Regions from separate parts of the Homo sapiens genome. Here region 2 is linked to region 1. A link is a loop called in an ENCODE intact Hi-C map of the cell type or tissue named here. Cell type or tissue: spleen. All regions are shown on one strand.

Evidence for each region. A loop is a pair of places that touch in the nucleus more often than their neighbours do. Peaks named below come from ENCODE experiments on the same cell type or tissue, not always from the same donor. Only the 100,000 strongest peaks of a DNase experiment are listed, where the experiment ranks them.
Region 2: a loop joins it to region 1, with 6 times the contacts of the local background. A loop is called at or near these places in 22 of 110 quality-filtered maps.

Annotation. Positions count from the first base shown.
Region 1 is chrX:43,746,604-43,754,603 of GRCh38, reverse strand. MAOA (monoamine oxidase A) reads right to left here. Exons shown (of 15, transcript NM_000240.4): 15 at 7,787-8,000. Among named protein-coding and RNA genes, the nearest start is that of MAOA, 94 kb to the right of the region's middle. In spleen, a CTCF peak has its summit at 3,978 (motif pointing right); a DNase peak (open chromatin) is centred at 4,069; H3K27ac peaks cover 926 bases.
Region 2 is chrX:41,777,923-41,785,922 of GRCh38, reverse strand. The region is part of intron 3 of CASK (calcium/calmodulin dependent serine protein kinase); the gene reads left to right. Among named protein-coding and RNA genes, the nearest start is that of GPR82, 58 kb to the right of the region's middle. In spleen, a CTCF peak has its summit at 4,246 (motif pointing left); no DNase peak of the experiment used is centred here.

The DNA of each region.
Region 1 (8,000 bases):
GAATCTTTATGGAGGGAAAACAAAAGCAGTGATAAGAGCATTCTTTCATATGTTTGTTGGCCATTTGTATATCTTCTTTTGTGAAGTAACTCAGGAATGGAAAACCAAACATCATATGTTCTCCCTGATATGTGAGAGCTAAGCTATGAGGACACAAAGGCATAAGAATGATACAATGGACTTTGGGGACTTGGCGGGGAAGAGCGGGAGGGAGGCGAGGGATAAAAGACAACAAATAGTGTGCAGTGTATACTGCTCGAGTGATGGGTGCATCAGGATCTCACAAGTCTCCACTAAAGAACTTACTCATGTAACCAAATACCACCTGTACCCGAATCACTTATGGAAAATAATTTTTTTAAAGCAGTGATAAGAGATTATAATGGAGAATTAATTGTCCGGGGGGTTTCTCAGGAAATGCATCTCTGAGGAAGTGCTATTTCATCCCTTGGGAAATAACCTAAAGGATTTAGCCAACTGAAGAATGGAGAAAATAACCTTCCATGGAGAGGGAACCAAGACAGAAAAGAACTGGATATATCTGAGGATTTATGAGAACGAGATGGCTGGAAGGTTCTGAGGGAGAGTGGAGTGACCAGAGACGAGGGTAGGGAAACAGGCAGAAAAAAGAGCATGCAAGGCCTTGGGAGCCACAGTGCGTCATATCCAAAGTTCATTGAGCAGCTATTGAAAGGGCTTGAGTCTGGACTGACAGGATCAGATTTGCAGTTTTAAAAGATCTACTTGGGCTGCTCGGGTGGTGTAGTAAAAGGGAAACCAGGGCATTTTAGCAAGAGATGACTAATCAGAGAGGAGTTACTAGTGGAGAAAAGTAATTTGAGATGTATTTTTGAAGTAGGAATCATAGTAGACCACAAAGAGATCCTTTATTTCTTTAAAGCTATCATTTATTGTTAGTACTGTAACAACTTCACTTATGTGATCCTATTGAATGCTCAGAACAACTGAACAGCTAGCTCCATTTAACAGATAAGAAAATGCATGTTCAATACCAAGATTCAAACCCAGGCCTAGCCAGCTCCAGAAACCTGAGCTTTTAACATTTACGCTTTCCTACAAAACAGGGTGACTTAACAAAGTATCTGTTTCTAAAGACAGTTCTTAGGGCTAAGAAATCAGAACGTGCCTTTAGAAATAATAAGTATTCCTAGTTGTGTGTTAAAGGTAGGAAGCTGAAACCAACAGACTTTCCTGTCCCTAAGCTAAACAATACTGAACCAGTCAAAATAACTTGGCTACTTGTCCCAGGAAATACTTGCTCCTGGAATACAAAGCTTTGAAGTAACACAAATAGATTATTTATCAAGACTAACAGCTTGCTCATCAAGACTTGCTTTAAGACACCACTTTACTTTGCCTACCAATCCACAACTACTCTATCATAAACTTTTCCAATTCCAACCAGTTTTTTGCCTTGCAAGATCTGCCTTAAAAACAACCCCCAAATTGAAAACCCTGTGAACCCTCCCCCAATTTTTCCACTTTGAGACACTAGTAAGACTGTCAATGCGATGTTCTTCCTTATGCAATGTGTCTGATAAACTTAGCTTTTCTTGATTGACATGTTTTCTGATGATCTTTTGGGAAGTCAATGGTTGGCAAGTGCCTGGTAGGATACTCTTGCTTTGGGGCTTGGCCATCTAAAGGGATGCCTGAGCAGGTTCATGTGAAAGTCCAGTATTCAGTTGTGTGCAGAGTCTGAAAGAAATTCAGTTATTGGGGTTAAAGAATAGAAATTTCTCTTCTGTCGTTTATTAAAGGTACAAACTTGGAATCTAGTTTCGTGCTTATGTAAGACAAATACATTTGCTTCTCAGGATCCCAGATGCAAGCCTTTTCAGGCTTTGTAGAAGACAAAGCTGGATAGAAGCTATATTGGGGTGTGTGTGTGATAGGGAAGAGGGTAGGCATTGGTGGAAGCAGGGCAGAGCCATGTGGTTTTAAATCATTAAAAGTTCTACTTGCTGCTCCAAATTCAGGTGCCTGGAACAGCAGGGATTTAAGGACAGACCAATTGTGGCATTTAACTCTTGGTTTTCAAAAATATTGAGGCCCATATGGTAGGCTAGACAATAGCCTGGCTGAAGATGTTCACGTCCTAACTCTGGGGCAAATGAATATGTTACCTTACATGGCAAAGGGACTTTGCAGATGTGATTAAGGATTATAAAATAGGGAGATAATCCTCATGGGCCCAATGTACTCACAAAGGTTCTCTTAAGAGGGAGGCAGGAGGCTCAAAGTGAGGAGGAGATGGTGCATCCATGGAAACAAGAGATTGGAGTGATGCAGCCACAAGCCAAGGAATGCTAGCAGCCTTTGGAAACAGAAAGAGGCAAGGAATGAGTTCTCCCTTGGAGCTTCCAGAAGGAACCATTCCTGCTAACACCTTGATTTTAGCCCTGTAAGACTCATTTTGAACTTTTGACTTCCAGAACTGTAAAATAATAAGCTTGTGTTGTTTTAAGCTACTAAGCTTGTGCCATTTTGCTACAGGGGCAATAGGACATTAATACAGCCAACAAAATTAAAATGGCTGATATAGCAAAGGTGGTCAGGCTGCTTGAGGGAGAAGCTGACTTACCCTCACTCCCTTTGGCCTGTCTGAACTGGCCCCATCTCTCAGTGGACTTACCTTTCAGATGTATCCTCCAGCCAGCTCTACACAGTCTAAATATAAGGCCCATCTAATACCAGCTGCCTCATTGGACTCATCTAGGGACCTCATACCTGCATCTTCCATGTTTGCTAGTTGATGTGATAGAATAGTCTATAGTAGCCAGATGAATACACGACACCAGGCAAACAGACCTCCTTTGCTCATTTTCTTAATGTAAACCTAATTCACTGCCAGATGTATTACATATTTAGTGTATGTCTGGCATGGGGTACACAGTTTACCAGCTTAGATGTTGATCTTGCTGAAGACAGAGTTGCCAAGGTTTAGTTCCACTGAAATCCCATATAGTGAACCCACGGGACACTTATGTACCATTCCAGATGCCAGCCACTATTAGGTGTATGTTTTCTGAATTTGTACAGCCCCAAATAATCTAGGGTGCTCTGAGGACCTCTAAGGTGGTCCAAGCACTATACAGTGCCTAAAAGAAACACAATTTTGACGCCCAAATCTTAAAAGTAATGTAAATATTTACTATACCACAAAACTCCTAGCCAAACTTAGGAAGCTTCCTTCCTTCCTTCTTTCCTTCTTTCCTTCCATCTCCTTAGGTTGTCAAAACAGCTTTTGAAAGCCCCTTCTTCTCCCATCATTCTCAGCAAACTAACGCAGGAACAGAAAACCAAACACTGCATGTTCTCACTCATAAGTGGGAGTTGAACAATGAGAACACATGGACACAGGGAGAGGAACATCACACACCAGGGCCTGAGGGGGCAAGAGGACGGAGAGCATTAGGACAAATACCTAATGCATGCAGGGCTTAAGACCTAGATGACGGGTTGATAGGTGCAGCAAACCACCATGGCACATGTATATCTATGCAACAAACCTTCATGTTCTGCACATGTATCCCAGAACTTAAAATAAAATCGAAAGAGAAAACCCCTTCTTCTGTCCAGCTGCACTCCTCCACAGCCCCAAGTTGCCTTTCTGAAACTTTCTCCTCTCCCCAGCTCCCTTCTCCTGCTTTCCCCAGATTACTTCCCTGCCCTTTCTAAGGTGAAAGCAATTCCACCTGTCTCATCTCCCATCGATGTTCTTTTCACCCATTACCCAGATGCACACAACAGAGGCTGAAAAACCAAGAAGTTCTAACAAAAAACCTTCCTGAGAGATTAGGGCAGAGGAAAGGCTGCAAATATTAGATATCAATATTGATCCATGTCACAACTGAAAACAAAGTAAGAGAGTGCAGGCAAATGTGTTGGAGGAAATTCTGGGTGGAGGTGACGCTTCTTAGTTTCCCCAAGAGCGAGGCTGTCTTGAATACTTTAGGATTTCCACTAGAAGGAAACAACACTAATTGGCCAGAAGATGGCACTCTTTTAAAACAAATTGGGGCCGCCCCCTAGCACAGGTGCTGGAAGATAGTCAATCACAGTCGTTAAAGAGCTCCAAGTGCAGAGAAGGGCTGGGCAGACAGGGGAACAGTAAAAGACTGATGGGGTGAACTACGGTCAATGGGACAAATAGGACTTAACAGTCAGCACTTATTAGTTGCAGATGTGGTTTTCTTTACCATTTAGTCATGCCATTTCTATTTTTTACTTCCTGTCTCACTATGTGGTGTCCTTAGTCTCTTGCCACACAGTGATGCTTATGGAGGCCTGAGGATTCTGGTAACTTCCTCTTAAATCGTGCTTCCCCTGCATTCCTAGCACCTCATGCTTTTCTGTAATAGCACTGACCAGAGCCACAATTAATGTGTTCCACAGTATCTACAATCAACTGTGTGCTCCATGAGGTGGGCTGTGTCTTGTACACTGCTGAATCACAGCATGGTGCCTACCTACCACATAGTAGGTGCTCAATAAGTAGGTGTTGAATGATTGTAAGAAATTCAAGGTAATAACTGCTCGCAAAACTTAAGCAGTGCTTCCTTTCTGCTATTCTAAAAGGTTGATGGAGAAGAGCTGATGCCTACTGAGTGCTTGCTGCATTAAGCCGTTACCTGCATTATCTCTGTTTTCCCATCAATTCTGTAAGACAGGTACTTCAAGCCACAGTACTTATCTAGGGGCATGTAAAAAGTAAATGACACAAGGTGCAGGGGTGCCCTATATCAATCCATCAAGATTCTCATTACTGCACTACTCTGTGGACCTTTAAGCACCCCACCCCCGCCAATCTTCGTCTCTTTCCCTGTCCCTACCTCCCCATCCCCCAGCACACACCCACACCTCTTTCCTCCACTCTATTTCACCCATAGACCTCGGTGGTTTGTGGAAAATATATGAGGCCCATTAATAGGAAAACCTGGTTCCCATTGAGGTGTTACTGTTTGGAGTGTAAATAAATAGTAGCCTTTGATGGATCACACGTGCATTAAGGGGAGGTCTTACTTGAAGGGCCCACAGCCCACCTTGAATGAATGGCAAGTTTCCTCAAGCCAGCTTTTTCACATGAGGCTTCCAAAGCTGCTTTTCAGAAACTTGGCTCCAGGCTGAGACAACCAGTTCACATCTACTGTCACTTTGAGACCTGCTTTTGCCTTCAAACTCTGAAAAGAATGGCCTTGATCAAGGAAGAGAGCCAAGCCCTGGGCTCTGATAGAGGAAAGAGAACTGTTACTATTACCTAGTACCTTCCTTTGTTTTCATCCTCTTCCTCTAATGTCTCAGTCAGCTTCCTTAGGCTAAGGGGCATGCCTTGCACATTTACCACCACCTCAGTGTAAAGCAAGGAGTATAGTTTGAAAAAATTAATACACTCAATGTTGATGTCCTGTTTGCTGAAATTATATCATAGCACAGAATAAATGTTAATAGAAGAGCGGTGATTTCTATCTCACTGCAAATATGTGGTTTTTCCAATAAAGTCTGACACTGCTCTCGTCAATCGTGACATTCACATAGCAGGAGATAAACACTGCCACGGTATGCTGGGCTGGGGAAGGGTAATTTCTTAAGGGAGATTTCTGGTCTAAGAAGACTTTTTTCTGTCTTTGTTTTTCTTTTTTGCCATTCCAACCCAGGCCTCTCCTACTCACTCCAGGTAGTTTTACAAAGTGGTTGCTGATCTTTGTGCTTATTTCTCAGAAAATCAGACATCCAAAAAGAACTTGTAAGTGATGGAAAATACATCATTTAAGTGATGCAAAACCAAACCTTGCACTTCTTTATCAAGGACTTGAAGACAACTTGGACATGTGAACCAAGCCTTCAAATGTGTTTTATTTTTTATTTTATTTTATTTTTATTTATTTTATTTATTTTTATTTTTTTATTTTTTTTGAGACAGAGTCTCACTCCGTCACCAGGGCTGGAGTGCAGTGGCACGATCTTGGCTCACTGCAACCTCCGCCTCCCTAGTTCAAGCGATTCTCCTGCCTCAGCTTCCTGAATAGCTGGGACTACAGGCACTTGCCACCACGCCCAGCTAATTTTTGTATTTTTAGTAGAGACGGGGTTTCACCATGTTGGCCAGGATGGTCTCGATCTCTTGACCTCGTGATCCGCCCGCCTTGGCCTCCCAAAGTGCTGGGATTACAGGCGTGAGCCACCGTGCCCGGCCTTTTATTTTTTGAGACAGAGTTTTGCTCTTGTCATCCAGGCTGGAGTGCAATGGCGCGATCTCGGCTCACTGCAACCTCTGCCTCCCAGGTTCAAGTGATTCTCCTGTCTCAGCCTCCCAAGTAGTTGGGATTACAGGCATGCACCACCACGCTGGGCTAATTTTTGTATTTTTAGTAGAGACAGGATTTCACCATGTTGGTCAGGCTGGTCTTGAACTCCTTACCTCAAATAATCCACCTGCCTCGGCCTCCCAAAGTGCTGGGATTAGAGGTGTGAGCCACTGCACCCACCCCAAATGTGTTTTAATTGATCAGCAATCTTTTCAAGGAATTTGAATATAAATGCTCTTTAGAAGGGCACATACTTCCTAGGTCAGCCAGTCCTCAGTATTCCCAAATGTCTTATGTCTGCTGCTGTTCGTTTTTAGCTGCCCAACTCCTGAAGACATTGAATTTAGGACTCCTCTTTAGAAATGCTTATTTTTCCCTTTGATCTTTCTGTTAGTTTTCTGTAGATGGGGCTCATTCATTGAGACAGAGATTGAATTATTTCCAGGGTTCCTTCCAATTCTGATTTTTTTTTCTTCCATGTAAAGAATAGTGCAGAAATACAACCCTCTAAAGGAAGTTCCCTTACCTAACAGGGATAGGTTCACAGCGAGAGCTCCATTCTATCTATAAAGCCAAAGCTCAAGTCCACAATGTCTTTTACATGACAAGGCAACTTTCTATGAGAATAAAGTAGATAATGCAGTGCTCCACCCTGGATCTGCAGGGAATACAGGCTGGTCGAAGATCCCAGCTACAGTTCCTCACTAGAAATTGTCCTTGAACCTGCCTTACTCAAGGTAACACCCTCTCTCAGGGGGAGGCTGATGAAGGGTCACAGAGTCCAGACCTCCTTGTCTCAATGAGGGATACTTCTGAAGGGTCTTCCTAGCTCCTCATTAGAACCTGTAGTTGCAACTGCATTGTAGGTCGACTCTCCTGCCCAATCCTACCTTCCTCACCCTCTTAGGTGTATTTCCTGAGGATTGTCTTCAATAAACTTTTTGCCCTGACTCTGTATCTTAGAGTCTGTTTCCAGGGAACCCAATCTAGGACAAGGAGTAAACCAGGGTACAGAAAGACTGATTTTTTTGCCCCTGGCATACCAATAGGCAAAAACAGTTACAGTGCTGGCAACAAAATGCATAGATCACATTATGCTGCCGTGAAAAGAATGCTCAGAAGTCATCTAATGCAACCCAACCTTTTCCAGATGTGGAGACCGAGAGAACCAAAGTGACTTGCTCAAGTTATCATAAGCTACTAGGTGAGAAAACTTGGACCAGAATCCACATCTGTGGCCCAGTTAGGCAGGCTACAGTATTTCAGTGTTTAATCAGTTCCCAGAAAACCTCAATAACACATGAGAGTCAAACTCAACTTTGAGAATTTGCAGTCGGTATTAAACAATTTCCTAAGCCTATCCTCCATGGACAATGCCTCATTGTGACCTCCTGCTATAAGAAGCCATTGAACTTTCTGCATAGAGCCATCAACTAAATACAGGAGTCGAGTCTGCATTGGGGGTGGCAGTGCACTTTATTAACAAACAAAACAGTACCATACAGGCAAAATCTTACTTCAGTGGCAAAGCACACACATAGGTATACTCCAACGTGTAGCACTGGGGCAAACTTCAGACATGGAACATTAGGCACCAAGTTCACAATCACACTAAACATAGTTCACAATCCTTCAATCCATACTCTTCAGTGGAGGATGAGGCCTTATTTA
Region 2 (8,000 bases), 2.0 Mb after region 1:
TGAGAGTATGAGCAAGACAGAAGTCACAGTCTCGTAACCTAATCTCCAAAATTACACACCATCACTTCTGCAGTTAGAAATGAGTCACTAGATCCAGCCTATACACAAGGGGGATGGGATTATACCAGGGCCTGAATATCAGGAGGTGAGGATCACTGGGAGGCATTTCACAAGTTGCCCCCTACAAAGGGCTAGCTAACATATTGGCTGTCTACATCAAAATTCAAAAATATTTTTACAAGTTTGTAGCAAAGGAGCTGAAACAAAGAAGGTGAAATTTAAGACCAGTTAATGTTAACTCCTTCATTCAAATATGAGTAAGTGCAAGATCAGTGTGAATTTAGTTGTGATTATGTGAAAAAAGATGTAAACATTTTAGTTGTTGTTTGCAACAGCTTAAAAAGCGCTGAATGGAAGGTTATGCTACATTAATTAGGAGTATATAGTATTCAGAACAAAGTCATACTCCTCCCGTTCACCCTGGACCATTCATAGTAAGCAGGACACTGGAATGTCTGCAGAATAGGATAACCAGAATGGAAAGGAGCCTGAAAATTGTGTCATAGAGACACAGCCTTCAAAATCTTTTCTGGCAAACCTGCTAAAAGAATTTTGAGGCCAGGCGTGGTGGCTCATGCCAATAATCCCAGCACCTTGGGAGGCCAAGGCAGGCGGATTGCTTGAGCTCAGGAGTTCAAGACCAGCGTGGGCAACATGGCGAAACCCTGTCTCTACAAAAAATACAAAAACTAGGTGGGCATGGTGGCACACGCCTGTAGTCCCAGTTACTTGGGAGGCTGAGGTTGGAGAATCACCTGAGCCTGGGAAGTCAAGGCTTTAGTGAGCCATGATTGCACCACTGTACTCTAGCCTGGGCAACAGAACAAGACCCTGCCTCAAAAAAAAAAAAAAAAAAAAAAGAATTTTGAAAAACGTATGTACCCCTTCACATATTTTTTAGGTTGATATATAAAAACTTTTATTGTGAGAATATAATTCTCAGTATCTTGAATATTCTTTTAAATATGTTTTGTTTGTTTGTTTTTTTGAACAGAGTCTCACTCTGTCACCCAGGCTGGAGTGCAGTGGCGCAATCTCGGCTCACTGCAACCTCCGCCCCCTGGGTTCAAGCAATTCTCCTGCCTCAGCCTCCCGAATAGCTGGGACTACAGGCACGTGCCACCATGCCCGGCTAATTTTTGTATTATTTAGTAGAGATAGGTTTCACCAAGTTGGCCAGGCTGGTCTCGAACTCCTGACCTTGTGATCTGCCCGCCTCGGCCTCCCAAAGTGCTGGGATTACAGGCATGAGCCACCACGCCCAGCCTTAAATATATTTTCTACACAACTGTAGAATTGCCTGTTTATCTCATTCACTGTATGGAAAATGTCTGCTATGTGACCTACATGGCAATGCTAGTCCTTATTGTCAAATCACTCAGCCAAATCAGACTCATTTTCTGTCAGGGAAAAAAAAAATCTGACTTCATTTTTCAAACAAAATTAAAGTGTTAAATGGACATCCCTGTGACACTCATCTTAGTATTGATTTTGAATTCTTAAACAGCTTACCATGAATATATTGCCTGGATAAAGTAAGGTGGAACCTCCCTTTTTTTCTCAAACTCTCTTTGTTTTGCTTTCAAAGGTCTCTCCCTCCCTCAGGGGCTGTGCATTTCCCAGCCATCTCTTTGAAGTTAGGCTTTTTGGGTTGGAGGAGTAGTTTGCCTTTTGGATGGGTAACTGGAGATGTGGAGATGGGTGATTGTAGTTGTGGAGATGTAAAAGAAAAACCGCAGACCACAGACTTGTTTACAAACAGACAAAATTATGGAAAATGAAGATATGGAAATTGATTGCCTTAAAAATATCCTAGTTCATGTGTCTCCTGGAAGGACTTTGGGTATTCCCAGAGATACCCAAATCCTAGGTTGAAGACCACTGGCCTAGAAGAGCTGTTGAAAAGACTGGGAGGCTTTGGTTATCCACGAATGTATTCGTTTCATTATTCTGCTGGAAGAGTCCCCAAAGCAGAAGCCCATAGATAGAACATAATCAATGTCCACAGTTATTTGAAAGATTGTCATATATAAGACTATATGCTTATTCAGTGTGGCATCAGAGGCTGTAACTAGAATCAACAAGTGGCAGACGTCACCTCTAACTAAAGAAGACCTTTTTGATGATTAAACTTACTCCATGAATGAAGCAGCCTGTCTCACAGACTATGTAGTTTCTCACTAGAAGCACTCAAGTTGAAGCTGGATCCTTCCAAGGGGCCTGAAGATAAGGTTTTAATTTTGGACTAGAGATGGCCTCTAACATCCCTTCTAATTTTAAGATATTGTAATTCTTTTGTTTTTTTTTTTTTTTTGAGACAGAGTCTTGCTCTGTTGTCCAGGCTGGCGTGCAGCGGCGCGATCTTGGCTCACTGCAACCTCCGTCTCCCAGGTTCAAGCGATTCTCCTCCCTCAGCCTCCCAGGCACAGGTCACCACGCCTGGCTAATTTTTGTATTTTTAGTAGAGACAGGGTTTCACCATGTTGGCCAGGCTGGTCTCGAACTCCTGACCTCAGGTGATCTGCTTGCCTCGGCCTCCCAAAGTGCTGGGATTACAGGCATGAGCCACTGTGCCCGGCCAAGATATTATAATTCTTTTAAAATTACTTATCTGGTTTAATTTTATTCTTTATTCAAGAAATATATTTCTGTCTGTATGTTTATTTTCTGAGAAAACTAAGAACAAGTTGGGTTTGTTTTTTGTTGTTGTTGTTTTTGTTTTTAACAGTCTCACTCTGTCGCCCAGGCTGGAGTGCAGTGGCGCCATCTTGGCTCACTTCAGCCTCCACCTCCTGGGTTCAAGCGATTCTTTGCCTCAGCTTCCCATGTAGCTGGGACTACAGGCGCATGCCACCACGCCTGGCTAATTTTTGTATTTTTTGAAGAGACGGTGTTTCATCATGTTGGCCAGGCTGGTCTCACACCCCTGGCCTCAAGTGATCAACCCTCCTCAGCCTCCCAAAGTTCTGGAATTACAGGTGTGAGCCACCACGCCCAGCCTCCTAAAAAGCAAGTTTTACATACTATATAAAGTAATGATCACAGAAAGCAAATTTTAAAAATTCACCTAAATTTCACCATGTATGCTAATTGTATCAAAGGGGACTTAGTGACAGTGTAGTAGAGAAAAAAGGATCTTTGGTTTCATAAAACCTGGGTTAACATCCCAGCTCTGTCACTTTTACTAATTATGTGAGGTTGGCCAAGTTTTATAAGTTCCCTGAGCCTCAGTTTGCTTACCTTCAGAATCTTCCTAAGATTATGAGAACTAGATGAGAAACTGTATGTGACTTCCCTTTGTAAGTGGTGAAGTGCTTTTTAACTATAAAGTATTATTTCCAGTGGCTTTAACAGGATAGTTTTAGTCCCTCATTGTTGAAGTAGTCTGTGTGGGATTTTATGTAACTAATTTTGTATGTTGTGATGGAAATAATTCATGGTTGGCTGTATATCGAGATGAGACCTGGTTAAATTGGATATTTTCCAGTGACCTGATCCCAGTGTTAACCCAAATCACTAGAACATGGCCTTATGTTTTCTTTTGTTTTGTTTTCTTTTTTAACAGTGTAATTGTGGAAAATTTCAAATGAAAAGAGAGAATAGTATAATAAACCCCAGCATACTGGTCACCAAGCTTCAATAGTTATCAAAACATTTTGCCATTCCTATTCTGTTCCTCCTGATGTCTTTTTCTCCCCTGGAGATTTCTAAAGCACTATAATTTCACCTATAAATACTCTTGTTTGTATTTCTAACAGATAAGGATTTTTTAAATGATCATATTATTATTATACCTAACAAAATCAACAATAATTCCTTAATATCATGTCATGATCAGTTGATACTCAGTTTTCCCTGATTGAACATGAATTTTAACTGACAGATTTCTGAATTTAGAATTGTTTTATTAGCTCTAGGGACCTGAAAGTAGATTATAAATTCAGTTAAAATAACTTAGTTATTTCTCAAAAGGGCCAGAAGCAAACTAGAAATAGAAAATTGTTCTTTTGTATCATTGTTTTGTAAATTCACCTCAACAATTGGCCTTGCACAGTTTTTTGCATCCTCCTTATCTCCTGGGTTTCAAACAAACCAAAAATATCGATTACTCTAAGATTTAAAGTCATGTGGAGCAAAAAACAAAGCCAATGCACTTGTGTATAGTTCCACCTACTGGCTAGGTGAGAGATTGCTTCTATAGCTGCTACGTAGACTAAGCTACTCCAGAATTGCCCTCATGTTTCTGGCAACAGATGTAATTACCCCTGGTATTTAGGGGCTCATTGCTCAGGTTATGGGTTATCTGGATCCTTTTTACAGTTTTTGTAACATGACACCCATACAGTGTAGACAATGAAAGGCAAAAAAATAAAATAAAATTAGGTCAGTTAGTTTTGTTGTTTGTTGGCTACTTAGAAGCAGCATTTATCATTTTGGTGGAGAAAAGGCTAGACAAAACAGCATATTTGGATCATGAGTGAGTTTCTTAATATGGTGTCCATATCTGTCTTTGCCACAGACTATGTATAACCAACACTCCTTTTTTTCTTCCTAAACTGAAGTCATGAAATTATATGGCCCGAGAATGTTGTTTATCATGTTAGAAAATCCTTAGAACTAGTTGATGGCTGGGCTCAGTGGCTTACGCCTATAATCCCAGCAGTTTGGGAGGCCAAGGCAGGAGGATCACCTAGGGGTTTGAGACCAGCCTGGGCAATAGAGTGAGACCTCATCTCTACGAAAAAATTTTAAAAATTAGCCAAGCATGGTGGCACACACCTGTAGTCCCAGCTACTTGGGAGGCTGAGGTGGGAGAATTACTTGAGCCACAGAGGCAGAAATTGCAGTGAACCAAGATCATGCCACTGTACTCCAGTGTGGGCAACAAAGTGAGACCCTGTCTCAAAAATAATAAGCCGGACTTGGTGGCTTACACCTGTAATCCCAGCAGTTTGGGAGGCTAAGGTAGGTGGATCACTTGAGGTCAGGAGTTTGAGACCAGCCTGGCCAACATGGCAAAACCCCGTCTCTACTAAAAATACAAAAATTAGCCGGGTGTGGTGGCACACACCTGTAATCCCAGCTACTCGGGAGGCTGAGGCAGGAGAATCACTTGAACCCAGAAAGCAGAGGTTGCAGTGAGCCAAGATAGCACCACTGCACTCCAGCCTGGGTTACAGAGCAAGACTCTGTCTCTAAAAATAAAATAATAATAATAATAATAGTTGATATCTACTTAATCACAAATGGTTTATAAGTTTAAAGCATGCTTAAAAACAGAGACTCACAAAACCAGAATTTTAGATATGGAAAAGATTAGATTAGTAAATTTCAAATTTTAGGTTAGAAAATCCGGTATAAAACTTGTTAAACAAGCAGGTACCCAGGTCCCACCTCTAGACATTCACTTTTGCAGATGTGAGTTCTGACCGGGCAGGTCAAGAGATGATTGACCTTTAAAATGGGGGTAATACAACATAAAGGCTATATCATCATTGTCCCAACACACACAGTAGTTTTGTAGACATCTGCATATATTTGCACATCCATTACTTTGGGATTACACTTAAATTTGAACCTGTCTGTAGCAATTTGCTGAAACATATTTTAAATACAGGTTCAGTTTTGAAGACAGGCTGAGTTGGGTTATCCCCACAAGTTAAATATTTATTTCTAAGTGACACATTTGGGCTTGTCTTTAGTAGTATCTGGTACTTGAGTTAAGCTGTAAATCCTAAATTGGCTGGCCAAGGAATTTTAATTACCTTATTACAGAGCGATTACATATACCACGGGGAGACTTTTACAATAATTAAATATTGATTTAAAACACATCCGACATGATGTGTATCTTTTAAAATAATTTTTTTGTATCTTTTAAATTTTTTATCTTTAATATTTTTACCTTTTATATCTTTAATTTTTTTGTATATTTTAAAATAATATTAGCAGTTTGTGTTTTTGTAGCTCACAAAGGCGATAAACTGAAAGCTCTTTTTTTATTATTATTTTTTTTTGGTCTAGTATTTATGCCTGGGGAAGGGAGTGTTTGTGAAATTTATTTATACTGATAGAGTGGAACTGATTACTACTTACCAGCAAACTTGCTGCTTAAGGGAAAATATGTTTGTCTCATACCAAGCAATAAATATCTGTACTGTAGCATTTTAATCTATTTGAAGATTTGCTCATATTTTCATAGCTAGTCTTATATAATCTATTTTGATTTTTTCTTTTTATGTGTGATGATATAAATTGCTATTTGTTCTTTCAGCAAAGTAAACATCTCTTTTGACTCACAGTATCAAAATGTTTAGTTGATTTTAGTTTTGCAAACTGTGTGTCAGGGATCCCCAAGACCACCCCCAGGCTTGATGATTCACTAAGAAAACTCAAAGGACTCAGCATATAGTCATATTCACAGCTATGATTTATTATAGCTAAAGGATATAAAGAGAAATCAGCAAAAGGAAAAGATACATTAGCTGAAGTCCAGGGGAAACCAGGCACAAGCTTTCAAGGGTCTCCCCAGCAATGAGTTGTGACAACACATGTGAAATGGTGCCAACCAGGGAAGCTTATTAGAGACTCTGCCCTGGGTTTTTATTGGGGGCTGGTCACATAGGCATCTTCCACTTGGCACTTAACCAAATTCCAGACTCCCAGAAAGAAAGCAGGTGTTCAGCCTAAATCACATTGTTAGCACAAACAGTTTAGACACAGTGAGTCAGTCTTTTCAGTCAGGAATGTAGAGGACCGTCCTGAAATCCAAGTTCCCAGATAAACCTCTCAAGGGCCAACCTTAGTAGGCCTTTCAAGCCTTTTATGAGATAGTAGTTTAGGCCTGCTATATTAACTCTTCTGCACAAACTAAAATAGAGATAAATAGAAGAAGGGTTTTAAAAGAGTTGATATAAACTCCTGGATCTGCAAACAAAATATAATTGACTGTAAAGATAATGACAGGGTTTGGAGTTTGGGGTTTTTTTTTTTTTCTTTTTAACTGTAAATACAGTATCATTTTTATATCTGTTAAAAAACATTTAGGTGGTCAGATTTTTGTATAAAACAAATCCTGGATTGGGATGTTACAGTATAGAACAGATTTTAAACTTTGAATGCTATATGAGAAAATAAACTATTCAGATGCTACTGTCTTAGAAATACATTTGAAATTGTCACTCCGATAACTTTTCGTCTATGACAACTAATCTTCAAGCCACTAAAATAATTTTGAATAAATTTGTGTACATATAAAATCTGAAGAAAATTCAGTTAATTTTCTGTTATTTAAAAGAAGTATAGTTTGTTCATTTAAAAATAAAAGTTATTGGCCAGGCACGGTGGCTCACACCTGTAATCCCAGCACTTTGGGAGGCCAAGGCGGGCGGATCACTTGAGGTCAGAAGTTTGAGACTAACCTGGCCAACATGGTGAAACCCTATCACTACTAAAAATACAAAAATTAGCCAGGCGTGGTGGCGGGCGCCTGTAATCCTAGCTACTCGGGAGGCTGAGGCAGGAGAATCACTTGAACCTGGGAGGCAGAGGTTGCAGTGAGCCGAGATCACACCACTGCACTCCAGCCTGGGCAACAAGAGCGAGACTCAGTCTTGAAAAAAAAAAAAATTCTTAGTGTACAACCTTTGCCATATACATAACTTGTAAAAATTTAGAAATTACAGAAAATTTTGACAAAAAATAATGTCTTAATTTTGTTATAAAAATTGTAACAGAAATAAATGTCATTCACAAACATTTTGGACCATTTCCTTCTATTGGAAGCATTTTGCTATACCATTAAATATTTTTTGGATACAATATTTTAATGACTTCATTAAGACATCTAAATGTGTGCATGTGCCATGTTTAATAAATTCCCTATAGTTCAACATTAACATTGTTTTTCCCTATTAGAAATAATTTATAATTAATATCTT